Regions from separate parts of the Homo sapiens genome. Here region 2 is linked to region 1. A link is a loop called in an ENCODE intact Hi-C map of the cell type or tissue named here. Cell type or tissue: stomach. All regions are shown on one strand. Each heading gives the region's core, and the rest is flanking DNA. Links, peaks and the distances in the headings are about the cores only.

Evidence for each region. Peaks named below come from ENCODE experiments on the same cell type or tissue, not always from the same donor. Only the 100,000 strongest peaks of a DNase experiment are listed, where the experiment ranks them.
Region 2: a loop joins it to region 1, with 2.8 times the contacts of the local background. A loop is called at or near these places in 71 of 110 quality-filtered maps.

What each region holds. Positions count from the first base shown.
Region 1 is chr10:116,292,310-116,298,518 of GRCh38, forward strand. No RefSeq gene overlaps it. Among named protein-coding and RNA genes, the nearest start is that of GFRA1, 22 kb to the left of the region's middle. In stomach, for the core only: no CTCF peak of the experiment used is centred there; no DNase peak of the experiment used is centred there; H3K27ac peaks cover 1,139 bases.
Region 2 is chr10:115,797,112-115,803,320 of GRCh38, forward strand. All of the region lies in intron 27 of ATRNL1 (attractin like 1), which reads left to right. Among named protein-coding and RNA genes, the nearest start is that of SNORD158, 390 kb to the right of the region's middle. RefSeq lists an enhancer at 4,212-4,713. In stomach, for the core only: a CTCF peak has its summit at 2,512 (motif pointing right); a DNase peak (open chromatin) is centred at 2,540.

The DNA.
Region 1 (6,209 bases), core at 526-5,525:
TATGTCAGGCACCTTGTTAGGTATAAGAAATATCATGTATCCATTTATCCATTTACTTACAGTGAGCCAGGTGATGTGCTAGGTGTTGAAAACTTACAGGAATTGTTGTACTATATAATTTTGTTAATTGTTTTACAAAATCCACATATATCACTTGTCAATAATTTTTCTCTGTGCTGATCCCTAAGAACATCAAATAATTAATACTTACACACTTATCTGTAGGCTCCTGAACTGATGGCATGAGAATTCTTTTTCCTCCTCTGTAAGTGATGGAATTTACCACTGGTGATCATTGCTGAGTTTTTAAGGCATTCTTTATTTCAACTGTTAACCTATCTTTTTGCTACCATTGATTTCTGGGTTTCCATGTTTAAGGATGACTTGCATATTTACCAAAGTTCATCAAAGCTGTAAGAGTTATCTTGACACATTGATAGAAAGCTGTGGTTCTTTGAGAGGGAAGATAGAGGAAGTCATTTATGACTAAATTACTTTTTAAAAGCCTGATACTATGAAAAGAACATCTAATGATACATAATTTTAAAGTGCAATTCAAAGATAAAAGGTTTAGACTGCAGAGGTCTCAAAGAAATTCAGGAGAACACTTTTCTGAATATTTACATCACTTAACGTAGCTGATATCATAGTCTACCTTGTATTAAAATTATTATTTTACCTTATCAGAGTACAAGTTTCTTGAAGGTAGGAACCATTTCTTAATCTTTATCTTTGAATACCTCTCAGCATTAGCGCTGAGTAACCTCCAGCATTGAATAACTCACAGTATATCATGTACTGAACACTACATAGTAAAATAGATACCCAATAAACATTCAATGATTGGACAAATAAATGAACATGATTCATGGAAGAGCAATTTGGAAAGAAGCAAACTTGAGTTACCATTTGCTTAAAATAAACACACTTCTGTGTCAGAGCAAGTAGGTGGCAAAATGATGATTTAATATAAAAACAAAATACTGCAAATAAAACATTTACTTTATTTTCAAAGGAAAGGAGTTTCAAAAATCTTTGAGAAGCTTGTCATTCATTCTTCAGAAAAAGCCCTTCTTGGAAGTGTGAGTACTCCGATCTGGAAGGGCAAACCAGATTAAATATCAGGCAGAGAGAAGTTGAATACCCTGTGCTTCTTGAGAAAAAGAGACTGCTTAGTGTGGGCTATGGAATCCAAGAAGACTAGTAGACATTTTTTGTAGTTTGTGCGTTGACAAGCCCAGTGACTCAGATTGACACCTAATGAGTGCTTTGAAGAAAGCATTCAGGAGAACACTTTTCTGAATATTTACATCACTTAACGTAGCTGATATCATAGTCTACCTTGTATTGATTTGATTACCTTGTAGGTAAGGAGAGAGGAAGAGGGTAGAAAACAAGGGATGCAGAGGAAAAGGAAGGAGGAAGTTTTAACTTAAATTTGAAAGGCTCTTTCTTTCCCTTCTCTTCCAGAGAAAGAGCGTGACTTAAACAAAGCAGTCAGTAAAAAAAAGATGAGCCTTAAACTATTATTTTCAATGACTTTGAAACATCTTCTTCTGGAATAACCTTTTTGAAAATAATTTCATATTTGGTCATTTTGGGGAGAAAATTCTTGCAACCAAAGTTGTTTATGTTGAAGCTCACATATACCTGCTTATCTCCCATCTATCATTTCTGAGAGCTAAATCATGTCCCAGTTACTTGCTTCGCTGGCTTTCATGGGAAGGAATTCAAGAAAAATTTTGAATCTGTTTATTTCTATAGATTCTCGGGAACTGACTTCCTGGGAGTGCGATGATATTATGCAGATTATTGTATGACACATAATGGCCCAGTGATTCCCAGTTTTTTGGCCTACATTTAATTGGAACACTTACTTTTAGAGAAACTTCAGTTGAAGTCAAATTCTTTGTAAACTAGGGGAAGCAGAAATAGCAAAGTGAAGGGAGAGGCTAAGAAGTCAAGAGAGAAGACTTGGAAAGACAGAGAAAGGAGTTTGCAAAGTCCTGTGATTCTCCCCAAATGCAAAAATGAAATTTGGCTGATGTACTGTAACTTAAACCATATTGTTTCTGGTGAGTATAATACTATATAAATTTTTAAATCCTGTCATTTTATGGGGCTGACTCGAGAAGTCTGGACAGAATGGGTTTACAGTGTATGTCAGAAAATCAAAATCAAGTGCAAAGGCTTCATTTCAGCTTGTTCTGGGCTGCGTCTTATGGAACCAGGACTAAAGCCAGCAATGCAACAACTTCCCTCCACTGTCTGATGCTACCTCATATATCACTCCTGGTATGTCACTGGCACTGCTAAAAAATGAATTTTTAAAAAAATCTGGGAATTATCAACATAAGAAAATGATCATGTGCAGCAATCTACTTCCAGTGATTTCTTGTTTCTAAAAGGACACAACCTGAGGTGCGGAGTCAGTCACCAGAGCACTCTGCTCTGAAGCAAGTCCATGCTGTGGCAGGCATCTGGTCTCTTATTCATCTCTCCATACCTGGCACAATAGGGAAGCTTCATAACTGTTTGTGGAATGGAGTGCGATGATATTATGCAGATTATTGTATGACACATAATTAGGGAGAGCCTTCTAATTTGTGAAGCAAGCAATTGCCCATGTGAAGTGATTACCCAATATAACAAGTGTTAATTACTCAGCTCTTTGGATTAATTCAATGTTGCCAAGAACATATTGTTTTGATTAATTTGAACCACATGAAATTGCCAACACTTGACCATTTTTGATCTCCCAAATTGCAGTTTCATATGGTTCAATCTAATATTCTAATTATCATATTAGTTGTAAGTTGAACCTTATGTGGTTGCTATTTGTATAGGACAAACACTGTTAACTACCAAAAACATCAGAGAGTTCAACTATCTACCCATTTAGGTATTATATAATTATTCATCATTACATGGTAAAAACAGCTACCACTATCTATTGAGTGTGTACTGTGTCCACATACTTTGCTAAGTAGTTTATATACTTTACTTTATTCAATCTTATGAGGTAGGTTCTAATATTATCCCTCAACTTATGCTGAAAGAGACCTTAGTGATCAACAGGTCCAATCTTTGTTTATTTATTTATTTATTCTTTTTTTTCTGAGACAGTCTCTCACTCTGTCACCCGGGCTGGAGTGCAGTGGTGTGATCTCGGCTCACTGCAACCCCTGCCTCTGGGGTTCAAGTGATTCTCCTGCCTCAGCCTCCCGAGTAGCTGGGACTACAGGGGCGCGTGACCATGCCCGGCTAATTTTTGTATTTTTATTTATTTATTTATTTTGAGAGGGAGTCTTGCTCTTTCGCGCAGGCCGGAGTGCAGTGGCGCTATCTTGGCTCACTGCAAGCTGTGCCTCCCGGGTTCACGCTATTCTCCTGCCTCAGCCTCCCGAGTAGCTGGGACTACAGGCGCCCGCCACCACGCCTGGCTAACTTTTTGTATTTTTAGTAGAGACGGGGTTTCACCGTGTTAGCCAGGATGGTCTCCATCTCCTGACCTCGTGATCCGCCTGCCTCGGCCTCCCAAAGTGCTGGGATCACAGGCGTGAGCCACTGTGCCCGGCCTAATTTTTGTATTTTTAGTAGAGACGGGGTTTAGCCATATTGGCCATGCTGGTCTCAAACTCCTGACCTCAGGTGATCTGCCCACCTTGGCCTCCTAAAGTGCTGGGGTTACAGGCATGAGCCACCGCACCCAGCCAGTGACAGGTCCAATCTTTACATCTGACAGGAGGCAGAGACTCAAAAAAGGTTACATTACAGCTGGCCAACAGCTGGGTTCTGGGCTGCCCTTAGCTCAAACTGAGAAGTAGGTAAAGCTATTCCCTGTCCTCCCACCTCCCTTTCCCAGGCCTGTCCTCTTTTTCTGTATTATTTATAAGAACATTAATAGCAGTGACGTTTATGGAGCTTTTTCTTAGAGACATGGCATAGTGTAATGTTTAAAGACTTTGGAGCCAGAGAGCCTGGACTCAAATCTTGGCCCCTCTACCTCCTCGTGTTTTATTCTCCAAGTCCTGATCATTACATAGCATTTCTCTGGCACTCCCTAGCCTTTCAAAGTACTTCTTTTTTATTTTCTTGTTTCCGTCCTGGTTCAGCTTCCTGTGTGCTCAACCTCTGTCCTCCCTCCATATGGTTTTTCCTTGATGATCTCATCCATTTTGACGGCTTCAACTCTCACCTCCTCGTCTTTGACTCCCAGATCTTTATCTTCTCTCCGTCTTCTCTTCCAAGGTCCAGGTCTAAATTTTCAGCTGTCTGCCAGACTCTTGTAAATGTCACACCAGAAACTTTAAGTCATGATGTCCAGAATCGAATTCATTGCCTCCGGCCATCCTCTTATTACCCAGGCTCAGCCCTCTTGTGTCTACTGCATCCCCCACTCAGGCAGCTGCTGAGCCTGACAGTTTCACTTCTGCCACTCCTCCTTTATTGCTCCCCTTCTTTTCGTTCCACCTGCCCACTCCAATCATGCCCTCACTCCCTTCCTCCTGGCCTTTTCCTTCCAGTTGGCCCCTACCCTCATTGCGGGGATGACCTTCCTAGACTTGAACTAGGATTCTGGCTCTCCTACCAGAGAACATTCAGTTGCTTCTGGTTGTCTGTAGAGGAAAGTTCAAATTCTGTTTGGCTCCAACTTTTCCAGTCCTAACTTCAACTTCTCTACTCCATATATCTGATATGCCACATGTACTGGACTACTCACTCCACTGCTTCCTGTATATCTATCTATGTTTCTACCTTTTGTCTATGTTATTCCCTTTGCTTCACGTTCTTTTCTCCATCTGTCTTACCCATCTTTCAAGATCCAACTCAAATGCCCCTTTCACATGTCTATCACACCATCATACACTAGGTCCTCAATTAAAATGTGAACACTAAATTGCTCAATGTGATTTTTAAAAATGATGTCTGCAAAGTAAAGTAATTGAACTGTACTTTTGAGTCAGTGAAAGAACAGACTCCAGACTACCTTTCTGTCTCCCAAAGTGTAGTCATCCTTTTAGAAGGGTGTTCCTCTCTTTCAGGCAGCAATTATTACAGTCAAGCTGGCCTGTCCAGCCTAAATCCTGTATCCTCTTGAAAAGCCTGAGAACATCTCATCCCTCATGAAGAGTCTAAGGTCTTCCTTCCTTTCTTTGAAGAAGCTCCCAGGATTCTTGGGTGGCAACACTTTGACCTTCTTTTTCCCTTGGGCATGCTAAACTCAGCTGTCCTTTGTAAGGATTCATTACTCAGAGTACTCAGTTATTTCAAACCCCAAACCTGTAGGGAAGAAGGTTTTTTTTAAAAAAAAATACTATCCCTGTGTGTTTGTGGAGAGGACGGTATATTTGATGAGGGCAGAGAAAGGTTTTGAAAGTAATCATAGGCTGCTCTTATGATTACCAACTGAAAACACTGGTGATACTTAGAAATGGCTAAAGATAACTTTCCACACTATATTTATATTTGGGCTAAGATCAAACACGAGAAATGAGTTAGAGAGACAAGTAAATATGAGCTGATCATGAAAGGTCATTCATTCTTCATCTAACAGCTAAGAGGCAACATTGAAAAAAGATGCACTTCCTACTGAAGTTTGTCCTTGAACTAACAACCGATTACAGAATTTTAATTTAATATTACAGCATATGTTGTCTTTCTGAATTTAAAAAGCCATGAAGATGCCAAATCTTTTCAAGTTCTGCAGAAGAATAGTGTCACCAAAATAAGGTCATCAGTGGTAGTATTTATAATAAATTTACAATTTCTGAAAAAATGAAATCAATATATACAATTAATATTGCAAATAAACGTCAAAATGACATACTTCCTGCCATATAAATGAACTCTGTTTCACACATAAATGTGTTTTGTGGCAATAGTTCAAAATTCTTTTTCTTCAACAGTAAGCAGATTGAATGAAATAAAAAATGATGTGCCAGGACTTAAAGGTACAAATGGTACAAATTTCAAATTATTGATTGCTGACTGTGCTTACAGACATCAAACAATACTTTTTCAGGCAGCTATAATAGTCCGCTTCAACAGAGACATGATCTATTACAGGAAAATTGAAAATATGGGGACTATTTGACTGGTCAATGGTCATTTTAAATTATTAAGGTTTGGGGATGGGTTTTCTTAGGTTATAGAAAATACAATGCAAACTAAATGAAATCTCATTAACTTCAAACCTTTTTTTACCA
Region 2 (6,209 bases), core at 447-5,446, 500 kb before region 1:
CTTTTAGTTCCTGTTAATGGCAGGAACAAGCTTTTATTTGTGTCTTTTCTGGGAAGTTTGTTCATTTATTCAAAATGTAGTTATTAGACAACTCAGGCCAGCAACATAATTTGTGGGGCCCAGTACAAAATGAAAATGCAGGGCCTCTTGTTCAAAAAGTAGGAAAAATAGGCCTTTAAAAGTCCTAAAATATGACACCTTTTCCTTTCTTCCGTGGTCTCTCTCCTGGCCTTTCGAATAGTGTTTTTTAATTTGCAATTTAATTTTACACTCAGGCACTGGGATACTCACCAAGCAGGTATCAACTTTTATAGGCACCTGAAGGCTCACCTGGGGCAGAAGGAAGGGCTGGGGTGCAGGCATCCACAGCCCACCAACTGCAAGGCTTCTTCTGCCAATTTTTGGACTGACACTGGGGATATTAGAATGAACAAAACAGACAAAAAGTCCCTGCATCATGGAATGTACATGTCAGCAGAAGACTCAGTTAAAAAAAAAATTGTATGTGTGCACGTGTGTGTAGTATCTGTTAGGTAGTGATAAACCCTTTGACAATCAATAAACAAAGCAGGAAAGTGGGGTTTGGAGTACTCAGTGTAGTGGATAGAAATGGGCTCCAATTTGAAGTAGGTTAGGAAAGCCTTCACTAAGAAGATGACATTCAAGCAAAGATCTGGGAGAAGTACAGGAGCCAGCCATAGGGCTATCTGGGCTGAGATGTTGCAGGCAGTGGCAGGAGCAAATGCAAATTCTTCTCAGTCAATGTTGCAAATACTTCAGTGAGACAGTCTAATTTTCTCAGAGACCTTTTTTTTTCTTTTTTTGAGACGGAGTCTCGCTCTGTTGCCCAGGCTGCAGTGCAGTGGCACGATCTCCGCTCACTGCAAGCTCTGCCTCCCGGGTTCACGCCATTCTCCTGCCTCAGCCTCCTGAGTAGCTGGGTCTACAGGCACCTGCCACCACGCCCGGCTAATTTTTTGTATTTTTCGTAGAGACGGGGTTTCACCGTGTTAGCCAGGATGGTCTCGATCTCCTGACCTTGTGATCCGCCCACCTCGGCCTCCCCAAGTGCTGGGATTACAGGCAGGAGCCACCGCGCCCAGCCTCTCAGAGACTTCTTTTTACTCCACACCCCACCTACCTTTCCCCACATCACTAATCTTGTTTCTGGAATTTGTTCCACCTTCTCTTTTCCAAATTTAGTTAGCCTAGGTGAGATTCCTGCTCTCTCACCTGTTACAGGAGGCTTCTAACTTCCTGCCTCAAAGCTCTCTGCTCCCCATACCACTGCCTGTTGCCCTCAGCACTGCTGGAGCTCAAGTCTCAAACATAACTGACTGTGTGTTCTTACTCAGAAGACCCATTGTGTGGCTTTCATGCACCATACCAAAATGCAGAAGTATGGGACCCTATGTTATGTTCAGAAATGCCATAAAATGATCTGCCCCATATGCTGACTAAACTGGTTTTGTCCTGTTACAGACCATCACCTGCTCATCTACACCTCCATGCCTTTGCTCATCCTGGAGGATATTTGTTCAGTCTCAGAACTTGAGGGCTAACTTTTCATTCCAATTTCAACTCCAATGGAGTTCTTCTTGAAATGTTTCTTGATCTCTCCAATTAGAATAAACTACTTACTTGGTTTCAGTTTTACTTAAATATCTCTCTGTCCACCAAGTAATGAGGTTGCTTTTTTTTTCTTTTTTTTCTTTTTTCTTTTTTTTTTTTTTGAGTCGGAGCCTCGCTCTGTTGACCAAGCTGGAGTGCAGTGGCGCGATCTCAGCTCACCACAACCTCCGCTTCCTGGGCTCAAGTGATTCTCCTGCCTCAGCCTCCCCAGTAGCTGGGACGACAGGCACGTGCCACCATGCCTGGCTAATTTTTTAATTTTTAGCAGAGATGGGATTTCACTATGTTGGCCGGGCTGGTCTTGAACTCCTGACCTCGTGTTCCGCCCACCTCAGCCTTCCAAAGTACTGGGATTACAGGCGTGAGACACCAGTAATAAGCTTTCTTTACGTCGGAGATCCTGTCTTATTTATCTTTACATTTATAATACCTGTCTCTTTGCTTTGCACACAATATGGACTTAATACATGCTTGTTGAATTTAACGTTATTAATGCAACTCATATTATTAATTGTAATGGTAGTAAATTCTACAATAACACACCTGGCAATAATGCAAATTAGAATAGCTTGAATTGAAACATGGAATGATTGGAAAGCAGCTTTTTCTCCTCTACCTGATTCCTTTTCTCAGGAAGGAGAAGGGAACATAGAGGCCTCTCCCTCATGGGGATGCTGGACAGGGAAAAATCAGACAATCCTATTTCAGGAAACAGAGAGGTGGGGGTTAGTTCCCAGTATTCTCCCAGCCCATTCTCTCTGGATCAGGCCAACAAAACATTCACCAATTAACGAAGAGATTCCTGGAATCACAGTTGCTCTCCCAGAAGTCCCAGCCAGGCCCCAGAATTCTGCCCATCAATTTTTATGTTAGAGCAGTCACCACTAGGTGGTGCCGAACTTCAGCCCAGGGTAGGTGAAATTTGCATCAAATAGACTCAGAACTTCCAGATGTCCAGTTGCACAGGCTCACCTTGGCCATTTAGCTAATCTCATAATAACACAACCCTACATTTTACACAGCTGAATTTCTGGGGCACTACTTATTGCATTATGGCAGTTTTGTTGTATCATTTTCTAAAAATCTTTCAATATCAGATACTCTGCCAGCCACTTTACAGGCTTTATCTCTAATGCTCACAGTAACCTGTATGGTAATGGGTACTGATACTTTTCTTCTTTTAGTAAAGAATCTGAGCTGGGCATGGTGGCTCGCACCTATAATCCCAGCACTTTGGGAGGCCGAGGCGGGTGGATCACCCGAGGTCAGGAGTTCAAGACCAGCCTGACCAACATGGAGAAACCCTGTCTCTACTAAAAATACAAAATTAGCTGGACGTGGTGGTGCGTGCCTGTAATCCCATCTACTCAGGAAGCTGAGGCAGGAGAATCGCTTGAACCCCACGAGATGGAGGTTGAAGTTGCCAAGATGGCTCCATTGCACTCCAGACTGGGCAACAAGAGCAAAACTCCATCTCAAAAAAAAAAAAAAGAAGAAGAATCTGATGCTAAGAAAAGAAATGTCTCTTGCCCAAGAGCTGTGCCTTGTACAGCTAAGTGACAGGTGACAGACCTAAGAATTACATTCAAGCCTGTCTCACTCTAATGCCATACTTGTCATATTTCTGCTATACTTCAATTTAATGATCAAAGAAAGGAAGGAAAGAGACAGTGGAGAAGAAAAGTAGGGAAAGAAACAGAAAGAGAAGGGGAGAAAGATATGTTTGACAGAAAAGTAAATGAAGTATGTTACCATCTGTTTTTTTCAACCCCAGAGGTCTGATTCCCCCGCAGGAAAGAGTTGCTTCTAGCCTGTCCTTTATCTCTGCACCTGCCCTGCTTATCTCCTGCACCAGAGGCTCCTACCATGACCATTAATGGACTGAGTTTTTGTGTCCCTACGAAATGCATAGCTTGAAGCCCTAACCCCCAATGTGATGGTATTAAGAAGTGGGGCTTCAGGAAGGTAATTAGGTTTAGATGAGGTCATGAGGGTGAGTTTTCTCTCTCTCTTTCTGTCATGTGAGGACACAGCAAGAAGGCAGCCATCTGCAAGCCAGGAGGAGAGTCATCACCAGAACCTAGCCACACAGGTTCCCTGATCTAGGACTTCCCAGCCTCCGGAACTACAAGAAATAAATGTCTGTTGGTTAAGCCACCCCAGTCTATGACACTGTGTTGTAGCAGTCAGAGCAGGTGAAAACTGTAACTTGTTATTCTCTAAGGAAAATACAGGTCTTCTTCTCAGGCCTGTCTTCAGAAACAGGTTCACATCCCCATCTTCCAGTCATTGAACTAAATGGAAAAGTTTTTGTCTTCCTAGTCATTGTCTGCACCTAAACACAGGCTTGCCCATCTGTAGTCCTAGTCTGTTCCTTTTCTTTGGTGAGGATAACCCTTCCTGTCTTGCTTTAACACCCTGTATTTTCCGTTCATTAGTGACTCAGACCTCTGATAATGGTATACTAGTTAACCCCCTGTCTCGTCTGACTTTAAATGATTGCCTGTTTTGACCTTGAGGAAATATGAGTCCACTAGGAACTACAATCTTTATGGCCACTTGAAAATCTTTATTCCACTTAAGGTGGAATAGGGTACCTTGCCACAGAGGAAACAAGTAAGGAGAGAAAGAGAGTAAAGATCAGTGAGAGGAAGAGAAAACTAAAACTACTAGTATAAAAAGTTCTGAAATTTCAGCAAATTATTTTGCTTCCAACTGTACTTAACCATTCTGCCCTTTATTTGCAATAAAAATATTGGGGTATTATTATCTTTGAAATGCAGATTATGTGGTTAACCATTGTTCACTTTCTAAACCCTGTAAGTATTTAACTTGTGGATGGGGAATATTGTTTGGGACTGTATTGGTTGCAAACCAAAATGATCTACACTCACACAGCTTAGTGTCAACATTAACATGACTTTACTTTTTAGCTGTCTTTGTTAACATGACTTTACTGTCCTACTGTCTTCATCAACATGATTTTACTATTCCAAGAAACTCTTGCCTTGGAAGATAAAAATAGCAAATGATTTTCTTGTCCCTTTCAGAAACTTTTTGAAAATTCATTTAAAGGAATATTAAATAATTCAACTTTCACAGTTAGCATCAGATGAATGTTTATGCTCCAAAATTCATTGTGAAACCTTCAGCTTGTGTGTCTTCCAAACTTAAATTATTATGTAGTGTCTTAACCAATGTTAAGACATTAGTGTCAGCATTACTGACACACAATCAAATGCTCCCCTATGGAAAAACTTGCCTTAAAAAAAAAAGAAACACACACACACACACACACACACAAAACAAAAAAAAACAGAATTTCTACCTTCCGCCCCCCACCACCACACACACACACCTAAATTCTCTTAAATATCCCGACTTTGCCTTCCTCCTCCCAGAGACTACTAAGGCCATGTCAAGGAAGCTGTCTCCCCTATGGTGGTAAACAATGAACTCAGCTCTGTCATATGACAGGCTATAAAAAGCTGATTTTGTTGATATTCTGGGAAAGCTACCATTCAGCAGGCAAGTGATTGAAGCCATTTCCTCTCAAACTTATGAAAGTAAACTAAAGGTCTGATTCTGCCCAGGGAGGAAGTTTCTCCACTCTATCATATAGAATCCATATGTCCATCATACTTTTATTTGAAAAGAAGGGATGCTAACTCTCAGAAGCATGTCATAGTAAGCACAGAAGTGGAAAAAAAGAATTGATCATTTTTGTGAGGGAAAACTTAATGAAAAAATTACAAAATCATTATAAATACAATTCATTTGAAGTTATGTTTTGAGATTACATTATTTTCTCTCTGGCATTTAGACACCTAAAATTCACTTTAAAATATGTTGGTGAACAAATCTCATTCTCCAGAAGTACATTTTTAAAATGGCAATATTTCATAATAACAGTATAAAATGAAAATAATTGACTATCTCTTGCCTTGTGGGACTTGGCTTTTAGTCTAAATAGATATGAAACAAAATGACATTCATCTATATGAGACGTTTGTTAACTTAAAAGAAATTAAGTCAGAAGCCTATAAGGCTAATCCATAAATCAGCAAATCAGATAAATTAGTAAAACTTTTCCAGAATATTATCCAGGGGCTCCTTACTCCTTTGCAATTTGTTACCTGTTTTACATGTCCTTTTAGGAAGGGTTCATTTCCCATTGACAGGCAAAAAGAATATATGAAATTAGAATTTTCAACAGCTTGCAACATTTGTGTCATTTTTGATTTAACAATTTTAGAAGACTTGTTCCAAAATTACACCTGAATTTCATTTTCTTTGTAGTTTTCTAAAATGCTGCTACTATCAGGACATAATAAAAGCCACACAGCCAGTACTAGAAATGCTGTCATGTAACCACTAAGACCACACTAAAAGGCAAAATGCTGCAGCTGAAAGTATTTTTAATGACTTGAAATTGCTTGGAATGCTTTCTAGAAGTAAAAGGGTGCAGATTTATTTACCTAGTATACTTACCTAAATTAATTTGGCAAGATTATTTTGGTTCAAATCCTCATTCAATAAAATTTATGTTAATATTTTTAAGTGGTTTTTTTCCTGAA